Regions from separate parts of the Mus musculus genome. Here region 1 is linked to region 2. The links are chromatin loops, found by intact Hi-C in ENCODE. Cell type or tissue: left cerebral cortex. All regions are shown on one strand. Links, peaks and the distances in the headings refer to the core of each region. The heading gives the core; the rest is flanking DNA.

Region 1 (5,380 bases), core at 303-5,302, 170 kb after region 2:
CAACTCTGTGTCACTGAACTATAGACCTACATGTGGGAAGTGAATGCTATTATGACTTATATCTCATTTAAAACATTTTAAAAGGCAGAAAAAAAAAAGTTCTTATCCTGACTGTTCTAATTAGCCAAAGCTATTTTTAAGCTCTCATGCTAACTCTGATGTAGTCAAAGGGGGCCCTGGAATGGTGCCTCCGCAGTCTCCTTCCATCCACTGCTTTCTTTCCCCCATTCCCTCTCTAGTTCCCTAGCTCTTATTTCTTCCCTTCTATCCTTCAACTCTGAACTAGTCTTAGGTCTCCATTGCTAGAACCACTCTATGTGTCCCCAGCGGACCTCAAAATTAAATAGTTTGCTTATCCTCCACAACTTTCCCTGAGTGACCTCAGGCCAGTTGAGTTCTAGTTCTCCCGGGTAGCTCCAGTCTGCACAGCAGGGATGCACAGTGTGATCTGACCCCCTCCCGTGCTCACATTCTATGAGAAAATCCAAATAATGAACGGCTGCTTAGCCAACAACATCAGAAGTCTCTGCCACTTTTGCCAACACATGAACATAAGTTAGATTATTCAACCTTGCAAACGGCCACCAGGATGCAATTCTCCAAAGAGCCATAGTTAATGTATTTGTACAATTATCCACATGTAACCCTTACTCTTAAATACAAGGATTTAATTTAAGAGAAGTATGGATTTAATGAAGAATGTTTGATGGCCTATCTATACCAGCACCTAAAAGTCCATTTTCAAATGAAGAAAAACTTTGCTTATTGTGGCTCTGTTGTATGGAGCAAACCAAAGAAAAAATAAGACTGGGGAGGCACTGCTTAGCGCGGTGCTTCACCTAATTTCTGAAAGGCGGACTTGAGCAACAAGGAGTAGAAAGACCTGACACAGACAGCATCTCAGTCTGCATCCTAAACTCCACTGAGAGAGCAGGAACCACTGCAGGAATGACTTTAGCCACTCACGGCTTTTTATGCAGACCAGTTGCATTCCCCAAACCAAAGTCATAGAAATATTTAGTCACCAGTTTTCCAGCATACTGCCACCAGGCAAATTCTCAGTATTGTTTCCATGTGCCCAGCATCAGAAAGAATAACCATTTTCTCTTACACACACACACACACACACACACACACACACACACGGCAGTGTGGGGGGGGGGAACAGGCAGACAGGCAGACAGGCATTGAGAAGCCATTTCCTTTGCAGAATCTACTCTTAAATTGAGGGCAAAAAAAATGATAAATATTAGTTGCTAAGAAAAATCCTGTGGCGAAGCCTCTCTTCAGAAGCAAACATCATAAGCCTGATTCATAAAAAAAAAAAAATATCCCTAAGGAGCATTCCCTGTCAGGAAGCCGAAAGCCAAACATGGAGAGAAATGATTTGAAGTGTCCTTTTGCATCTCTCTCTCCAATTATCTTAGACCAACAAGCTCTCCTATTAGTTATCCTGCCTGCACTCCTGTCTTGCATCAAGCCTGGTAGAAAAGGTGACAGGGCCCTTTCTCTTAGGGCTCGGAGGGCATGGAACTAACGTGGGGGAGGGGCGGGAAGGACAAAGGTGGTCGCTTTTGAGCCTTCTTAGCTTTGTCACAGGGATCCTAGCTTCTCCCGTTCTTCTTGCACTACTAGAGCACCTGTTAGCACCAGGTTCCTCCTCCACAGAGCTTACAGGCCTGCAGGGCCTGGGTGTCCAAGGAACCCAGGCACTGCAGCCCTAAGGGGACAAAGGCCAGGATTACAAGAGGGAAGAGAGACGAAAGATGTCTGGTAAAGAATGAAAGCCTTGAGAAGACCGGGGACACAAAAATCCTAAACTAGTTGCTGGAGTTCCTAGGGTTAGGGAGAGAAACGAGCATGGGGGGGGGGGGAGATTTAAAATTCCTCTGAGGGATCGAGGGCAGCTGGGGACTCAGCAGGAAGGAGGCTGTGGGCTGCACTGAGGCTTTAGGACGAAAAGGGGCAACAGTTGATGGGTGAGAAGAAGTGATGGCACGGAGGTAAAAGCTAGACGAGGTTCAGAGGGCGCAGAGCCCCTTGCAGAGCAGTCGAGGAAGCCAAGGTGGCGGAGAAGGGGCCTCGGGGTGTACAGCGCAGGTTTTAGGGAAGAGGACAGAGATGGGGCGGAATGTTGGAAAAGAGGCTGAGAACAGAACAGTGGAGAGACTGGGGGGACTGCGAGGGGGCCTGGCCCCCGTCCGTCCCACCTCACCTGGCGCTCAGTCGGAGTCCAGGTCTAGTTGTCGAGAAAGCGCCGGCTCCGGCCGGTCCCTCTGTCCCGCGCGGGAGACCACGGACACAAAGCGGGGCGCGCGGGAGGAGGGGAGAAGGGGAGGAGGGGGAGGGGATAGAGGAGGAGACGCCAGAGGCGAGAGGGGAGGAGGGGCGCCCGTCGCCCTCCGCCTGGGTCAGAGGGCGGGGCGTACGGCTGGAGGCCGCGCTCGGCGCACCAATGGTTGTCCAGCTGGCTGGCAGGCTGGGGCGCGCCTTCGTACAGTTCACCTCCTCACCTGGGCCTCCGCTGGCCCGAGCCAATCAAACACCTTTGTTTGCATAACCGGCTCCGCCCACTCGCCCCTGCGGAGGGCCTACTAGCTGAGAATACAAAGATCTCCATATGGGTGTGATTCTATTCCTGAATCCCCCATCCCAAGGGCTCAGTATCACCTTATTTTGATGAAGGGAAATAAGTGGGACCTCCATGATCTCTTAGGAAATCGGATTTCTTACTCTCTGAAGTTCTTCTAACTGAGTTACTCTTTCCCAGGGCACACTATTCCCAACGACCGCCTCAGAGCCCTAAATTCCCCCCTCTGTCTTTCCCATTTGCCCTAAAATCTCTTAGTGGTGTTTCTCGTGGGCTGCTGCCCACTACAGGCTTCCTGCAGTACTGCATTCCTCATCTGCAAGATCTTAGCACTGCTTAGATTGATGCTCCCAAACCACCATAGCTACCACACTGTCTAGAGGGAAAAGGAAATAAGAGGTTACTGCACCAGAATATCGCGAACCTGGTCAAATGGCTTTGTTACCGACGGTGGGAGAAGTCAATGCTAAGCATACGTTGAAACTCATCATCTTTCTCCACCTTCCCTTCTCTTACCTTCAGGTCTATACTGGGCCACAATGGTGACTGACTGGCCAGCCCGTTTCAGAGCAGCCGCTGCTTGCTCGTGGGTAGCATTCCTCAGGTTGACTCCATTTACCTGTCCAAAGAGAGGAGTTGTGAGCTACCTCAAAGGCAAGAGAGAGAGAGAGAGTCCCCCCCGCCCCCATAGCAGTTATAAAGAGGATGTACAGCCTATCTCTCAGCCTATTTGGATTGGTCTTCCACAAATTCCATCCTGTCCCCACAAATTAGGCCTAAAGGATACAATACCTCTGGGGTAATAATTATTTTTGTGGGAGTCAAATGCCAATCAAAGTTAAGATCTAAAGACATTCATTTCTTCCTCCAGCATAAGTCTAGTCTTGTTCTCTTTTCCCTAAAGATATTTATAAAAACAATTTACATTTTCTTCAGGTCTCAGCCCTTCCCTCCGTCCCAAGAAACACTTTTTGGTGGACACAGGGACTCCCCTCCTCCCTTTTACCCATCCTCCCACCCGGACTTTGTCTCACCGATAAGATCCGGTCTCCCCTTCGCAACTCCCCACTTAGGTCTGCTGGGCCTCCCGCCAGGATGAAGGAAACAAAAATGCCTTCTCCATCTTCTCCTCCTACAATGTTGAAGCCCAGGCCTGTAGAACCTTTGTGCAGGATGATCTTGCGGGGCTCTCTGGAGAGAAATAAAAGAAGATAAGAAAAGGTGGAGTGGGCAGTCAGGAAAGGATGATAGGAACTGTTGATGCTGTGAGGACCAGGCCGGCACAGAACCCATACTTGCTGTAGGAAGTCAAGACTCTAAAGGGCTTCTCTAATGTGATGCCCTGTGCTTCCCCTTTGACTCCTGAAACTTGCTTGGCTGCTCTTTTATGCCAGGTGCCAAGTTTCAGTTCCTTGTCCCTCCTTCGTAAAGTCTCCTAGTCAATTTCCCAATGGGCATTCCTCAGCACTCTCAGGTCCACAAAAACGTCATCCAGAACTCTGGAGCCCAAACTTCACAGCCCACTCCCTCATTTTCTTCCCTGAGTCTTCTGTTCTAGTCAGCTCTGTGAAAGGCCCTGGACTGAAAGAGAAACCTGGTAAGGGCAGTGGAGTCACCCTGGGTTGATCTCCCTGACCATCCAAAAGCTACTCTCAACTATATGTCCCTTTCTACCTTCCCCCAACATGGCAGCCTCCACTGACCAATGGTGGTGTGGAAGAAGAAATAGATGAGGATGAGGAAATCCCAGGTCCCAAAATAGGTTAAACTTAAGAGAGGAGAATATATATATATATATATATATATATATATATATATATATATATATATATATATACATATATATATATATACACACACACACACACAGTGCCACCCGGTAAGTGGAAATTATCTGCATATGGATATCCATACAACTAGCCCGACTCCCCAGCACACTGTCCCATCCTGCCATCTTCATTTGGTACAAGCATCTTTCCTGAGAGAAAGCCCAGGTCTCAAGTGAGCCTCTTCCTTTCTTGCAGTTCCGAGTCTTGGGGTTGATGCTTCCTACCTGGCATCCCCTCCAGGCCGCAGGGAACGGAGCGGCCAGGCCCACCTCTGCGAAGCCCTCCTCCAGGCTGAAGCAGAGGCCGAGCCCAAACCCAGGGCCAAGCTTGAGCCTGAGAACTTGCGAGCCGTCTCCATGGCTCCTCTGGTTCTCCCCGGGTCAGCCTACTCTTCTGTCTCCACCACTGCTGGCCCAGCAGCCACCTAGGCCCCACCCTGCAAACCTGTCCCCCTGCAACCCTGGCCGGCCGGCCTGACCAGTTCAACGGCCCCGGCCCGCCGCCACCACCATGGGGCGGAACCCTTCCTCCTGCGGTCCCGGGCTGGCTTGGAGGCCTCTCTGACTCCCGCCAACCCCGTCAGCTAAAAGGCCTTCTTCAGCGACTATGGATGGCTGCCGAAGAGAGGATTGATACTGTCGCAGGGCAGGAAGACCCCCGCTGCCCCCACTTCCTCAGCCCCCTAGACGCTTCACCCCACCCCGGATCTGCATTTTCGGATCTGGGCCACTTGCTTGGCACTCCCCCTGACGGCGGTAATCGTCCTTGCAGCCACCTCTGTTTCTGAAGTCCGAAGGCCTCACAGAGAAGGGCCCCAGATCTTACTGCTGGGGATGATGAGGGCCTTGCCCTTTTGCCATACTACAAGAAGGCCTGTCAACAGCCAGAAAATTTATTCTCACCCCCTCTAGGTTGAAAGAACAGGAGAGTGTCTTACCTGGTAAAGTCTTCCTCAGCCAGC
Region 2 (5,380 bases), core at 213-5,212:
TATGCATTATCAGGGTTCTCTAGAAAAAACAGAACTAATAGAGTGAATATGCTCACCCATGGCTGTCTTCATACTGGAAGCGGACATTCTGGCAGCTGCTCAGTATATGAGGCTAGGTGCCCCAGCACTCTCAACATGATGCTCAAGGCAGTAGAGTCATCTGAAAAGACAATGACCAGAAGAGCAATACTCAAGTTGACGAGGTTCAATCTTGCTCTACAAGAAACTGACATTTTTGTGTGGTGCTGGAGTTTGAGCTCAGGGCTATACACATACTAGGAAAATGGCCTGTCACTGAAGCACATGCCCAGCCTGAAGCAGCACTTATATATCTGACTAATGACAGGCTCGGTCCTGGAGTCAGTGCAGAACTAAACCTGTAATTGGAGTTCAAATGTTGTTAGCACAAAGGAGAAAATAGGCAATCAGGAAACCAGTATGTCTTAATCGCATACACTCCATGTCCAACTGTGTCATTTAATGCCATATAGGTAGGGAAGTCAAAGCTTATTTTGAAATGTTCAAGGTAACTGTGTTTGTTACTTAGCATATTTCTCATTTCATCCTTTCTGACTTCCTAGCAGCAACTGTTTGGATACTTTGCGTATGTAAAGGATGAATTCCTATGCAGTAGGACATATAAAAAGGTAGAGGTTGGAGGGAAAGCCATCAGTACTTTGCCATCCCCATCTTGCCATTGTCTAACCATTTTTTAAAAAAATGTATGCTTACTATTTTATTTTACTTTTAAATCATTTTATTTACATTCCAAATGTTGCCCCCCTTCCCGGTCCCCCCTCCAAGAGTTCTTCCCATCCTCACTCCCCTTTGCTTCTGAGGGGTGCTCCCCTACCCTCTTAAATCCCTCCCCCACCCTCCAACCCCTACCTCCCATGGTCCCCTCTGTTCCCCTTCCTTGGGGCATCAAGTCTCTACGGGATTAGGTACATCTTCTCCCATTGAGGCCAGACAAGCACTGCTACATAAGTACTGGGGGCCATGGATCACATTGATGGCTTAGTCCCTGGGAGTTCCTAGGGGGTCTAGTTAGTTGATATACTTGGTCTTCCTATGGGGTTGACATCCCCTTCAGCTCCTTCAATCCTCCTCCTACTCTTCCATAGGGGTCCCTGACCTCAGTCTAATGATTGTCTATAAGTATCTGAATGTGTCTCAGTTGGCTGCTGGTAGAGCCTCTCCGAGGACAGACATGCTAGGCTCCTGTCTGCAGGCAACAGTAATAATATCAAAGATTGGTGCCCGCCCATGGCATGGATCCCAAGTTGAGCCTGCCACTGGTTGGTCATTTGTTCAGTCTGTGTTTCATTTTTCCCCCTGCATTTCTTTAGATGGGAACAATTTGGGGTCAAAAAAAATGAAGATAGGTGTCATCAGTTTTTGTATAAAGAGCTACACAGAAAATACTTAAGAATGTGGAAGTCACATGGTCCCTAATGTAACACTCAGCTCTGATCTTATATCAGATACTGACATAAACAATATGTAAACAAGTACCCACAGTGTGCTCTGAGAAAACCTTTATATTTAGGGATACTAAATTTCATGTGATTTTCTTGTGGCATGAAATGTTTGTCTTTTGGTTTATTTCAGCCATCTAAAACCAACAACTAGGCAAAAACAGAGGGTGGGTCAGATTTTGCCAGACTGTAGTTGCTTGATCTGTTGCTAATTAAGTAGTGATATCTACTAAGAAGAAAACCTGAACAGGAAGGGACAATGCTCTATGATGAGAAGATGGCTGTGAAAATTAAAGCAGCCGGGGCTAGAGAGATGGCTCAGTGGTTAAGAGCACTGACTGCTCTTCTAGAGGACCTGGGTTCAATTCCCAGCACCCACCCACATGGCAGGTCAAAACCATCTGAATATCCACTTCTGGGGTATCTGACTCCCTCACACAGACATACATGCAGGCAAAACAGTAGTGCATGTAAAATAAAAATAAGTAAAATTTTAAAAGAATTAAAACAGCCACAAAGATAAGACTTTATCTTTCATGTTCTGGTTATATATTGTTTATATCTACTATATAAAGCTCTAAAAATCATACCCTTCCATTACGGGACTGAAAATGAGCTTGTGGGCAGTGCACATAATATAGTGGTATTCACTAGATGGCACTGTGGCTTCTGTTTGTACTTTTAGTAGCTCAATGATTTTTGAAGGTTTTTGTAATGATTGTATCGCTTTTCCTCCAGATATAAAATAAAGCACTTAATGAAATGTGAGGTGAAGATTAATTTTGGCTCAACTGATGAAATTTTACTGTAATAAACACCCAACTTGAGGTCTGAGGTCAACAAGTAATTGTTGAATGCTTAATTTGTAAATGGTACTGTAGCATAAGTTAAAGATATACTTTACTCCTCCATATAGATATGCTTTAAAATATTATTTCAGGGATAAGATTTGCATGTATAATATGATTATAAAGCAACAAAACATTTATAAATTGTCAAATAATGTAGAATATAATATGGAATTTGAATAAGAATAGATGAGATGAGAGCGGTTTGTTCATTGTACATTCATTGGGTGTACAGCATATAGCTCAAAGTTCAGAAGGGTACCTGATACGTTAGAAGGCAGTCATAGTCAAAGGAGCCTGAATACAGTGAAATAATGAAGCCATTCTAAGAAGATGGAGACAAACAGGATACAACAAAACATCTTGTGCTGAATCCCCAAAGCCAGCTGTAATAAAGCAGAAAGGATGAAATGGGGTTTTAACAGAAGCACATGTGCAACATTTGAGGCTTTTTGTTGATTGTGAGCTGAACGAACAAACGAACAAACAAACAAAAAACAATGCTAAGAAATCTTGCTTATTTTAAATTGAATCAATAGAAACTGACTGCTTTTTGTATTCATGCATTCCCCATCAATGAATATAACTAAGTACAGATCAAAAACACTCAGAAAAATGCATTTGTACTGAACTTGTACAGACTATTTTTTCATTATTTTCTATAGAATATGGTGAAGTAACTGTTTACATAGCATTTCTGTTTTGATTCTTTAACTTTTTAATATTTTATTTATTTTTTATTTTATTTTTACACTCCATATTCCATTCCCTGCCCCCCCATCCACCCTCCAACTGCACTACATACCACACCTCCTCCCCACCCCACCCTTCCCCCATCTCTATGTGGATGCCCCTATCCCTCACCCCACCTGACCTCTAAACTCCCTGGGGCTTCCAGTCTCTTGAGGGTTAGGTGCATCATCTCTGAATGAACACAGACCCGGCAGTCCTCCACTGTATGTGCGTTGGGGGCCTCATATCAGCTGGTGTATGCTGTCTGTTTGGTGGCCCAGTGTTTGAGAGATCTCCGGGGTCCAGATTAATTGAGACTGCTGGTTCTCCTACATGATCACCCTTCTCAGCTTCTTTCAGCCTTTCCCTAATTCAACAACAGGGGTCAGCTGCTTCTGACCATTGGTTCAGTGCAAATATCTGCATCTGACTCTTTCAGCTGCTTGTTTCATTATATTAGTTATTTTAAATAGTATGGAGATGATTTGAAATGAACAGGAAGATATCTATAGGTTATGTACAAGCAAGGAACATGAGCACCTACACATTTTGGTATCTGAAAGGAGACAGGGAGCCCTGGAATCAATCTTCCATAGATACTGAGAGGTGATTCTGTAACGCATGAAAGGGTAAACTGAAGATGTTTTCTGTTCTGCTCTGGTTAGAGAAGATCTGAAGCATAACACTAGATTGGAAGAATAATTTTGAAGAAAGATATTGACAAGCTCTAATGTGCCAAGAGGAAGGCATTCAAGAACTGGTTAAAGGAAAGTATGGAGTTTTAACCTGAAAAATGAAAATTTTGGACATATACAATATAGTATTTCCCTTTATCTGTATAGCTACCAGTGAGAAAACCAGTTGCGTGTATCAGTGAGTGAAACCCGTGAAAGAGATTTTCAGTCACAAGAAGACCCTAGCTAAGAAATGAACTTGTCGAAAATTTAGATAGTGTTTTTTAAAGATACAACGAACTCCCTTTTCTTGAAGGTATTTAAATAAAGTCAGAATGGCTGCTTCCTCTGAATGTTGTTGGGAATATTCACACATAGGAAGAATTCTCAAACATCCGGAGTCCCTCAACTGTATGATTCTAATAATATAATGCAATAACTTTTAGTTTGATAATATAATTTAATAAATTTAATTCTGATAATATAATTTAATAAATTCTATTATGGTCAAAGAAGACTGTGGAGGATGATTTTCAAAATTGAGAACTAAAGATATTTCAAATCATTGCTAAGTTCTTTAAAAAATAACTATTGAACTATAATTTAAATATTAAAATATGCCCACTTTGTTATATAATTAAATAAATCTGAGAAATATATATCCACATGAACCCACTATCACAATCTGGATTTGGAATATCTAGAAAATTCATTAGATAAAATATTTCTAATCAATCCCCAGCTCAACTCTTAGGCTCAAGTAGTGAATTATATGTTTTATATCACTATAGAATAAAATTGTCCTTCTTATAGTTTCATATTAATTATCCATCACACTATATATCAAAATGTATGCCTAGACAAGACACATTCAGGGAGTTGGTATTGTAAATCTCTTGATACTGGTATGGTTATATAGTTTTAATCATTGTGTGATAACTGGTTGTATACTGACAATGTGTGCCTTTATTTATATACACTGTATACAAATAACATTTTTCTTAAAATATTGTGGACTAGAGCTTAGGTAGCATTTAGTGGGAGATGGATTCAATATTTCACAAATATATTTGAAGAACTGTAAATGCAAATGCAAATATTCTGTCACTAGAAATTACTAAAACGAGTTTAGTGCAGAGTTCTATCAGACCTTCAAAGAAGATCTAATCCCAGTTCTTCACAAACTATTCCACAAAATAGAAACAGAAGGTACTCTACCCAACTCATTCTATGAAGCCACAATTACTCTGATACCTAAACCACAAAGACCCCTCAAAGATAGAGAACTTCAGACCAATATCCCTTATGAATATTGATGCAAAAATCCTCAATAAAGTTCTTGCTAACCGAATCCAAGAACACATCAAAACAATCATCCATCCTGACCAAGTAGGTTTCATCCCAGGGATGCAGGGATGGTTCAATATACAGAAATCCATCAACGTAATCCAGTATATAAACAAACTCAAAGACAAAACCACATGATCATCTCGTTAGATGCTGAGAAAGCATTTGACAAAATCCAACACCCATTCAGGATAAAAGTCTTGGAAAGATCAGGAATTCAAGGCCCATACCTAAACATGATAAAAAGCAGTCTACAGCCAACCAGTAGCCAGCATCAAAGTAAATGGTGAGAAGCTTGAAG

What was found. A loop is a pair of places that touch in the nucleus more often than their neighbours do. Peaks named below come from ENCODE experiments on the same cell type or tissue, not always from the same donor. Only the 100,000 strongest peaks of a DNase experiment are listed, where the experiment ranks them.
Region 1: it touches region 2 in a loop (2.8-fold over the local background); 19 of 42 quality-filtered maps call a loop at or near these places.

The regions. Positions count from the first base shown.
Region 1 is chrX:100,774,208-100,779,587 of GRCm38, reverse strand. It overlaps Dlg3 (discs large MAGUK scaffold protein 3), which reads right to left. Exons shown (of 21, transcript NM_016747.4): 8 at 5,357-5,380; 9 at 3,625-3,781; 10 at 3,107-3,209. Among named protein-coding and RNA genes, the nearest start is that of Dlg3, 9.2 kb to the right of the region's middle. In left cerebral cortex, for the core only: CTCF peaks have their summits at 2,876, 4,968 and 5,168; DNase peaks (open chromatin) are centred at 2,518, 2,884, 3,879, 5,194 and 2 more places; H3K4me3 peaks cover 1,376 bases; H3K27ac peaks cover 949 bases.
Region 2 is chrX:100,940,588-100,945,967 of GRCm38, reverse strand. All of the region lies in intron 16 of Tex11 (testis expressed gene 11), which reads left to right. Among named protein-coding and RNA genes, the nearest start is that of Gm24577, 63 kb to the left of the region's middle. In left cerebral cortex, for the core only: a CTCF peak has its summit at 2,111 (motif pointing right); a DNase peak (open chromatin) is centred at 2,144.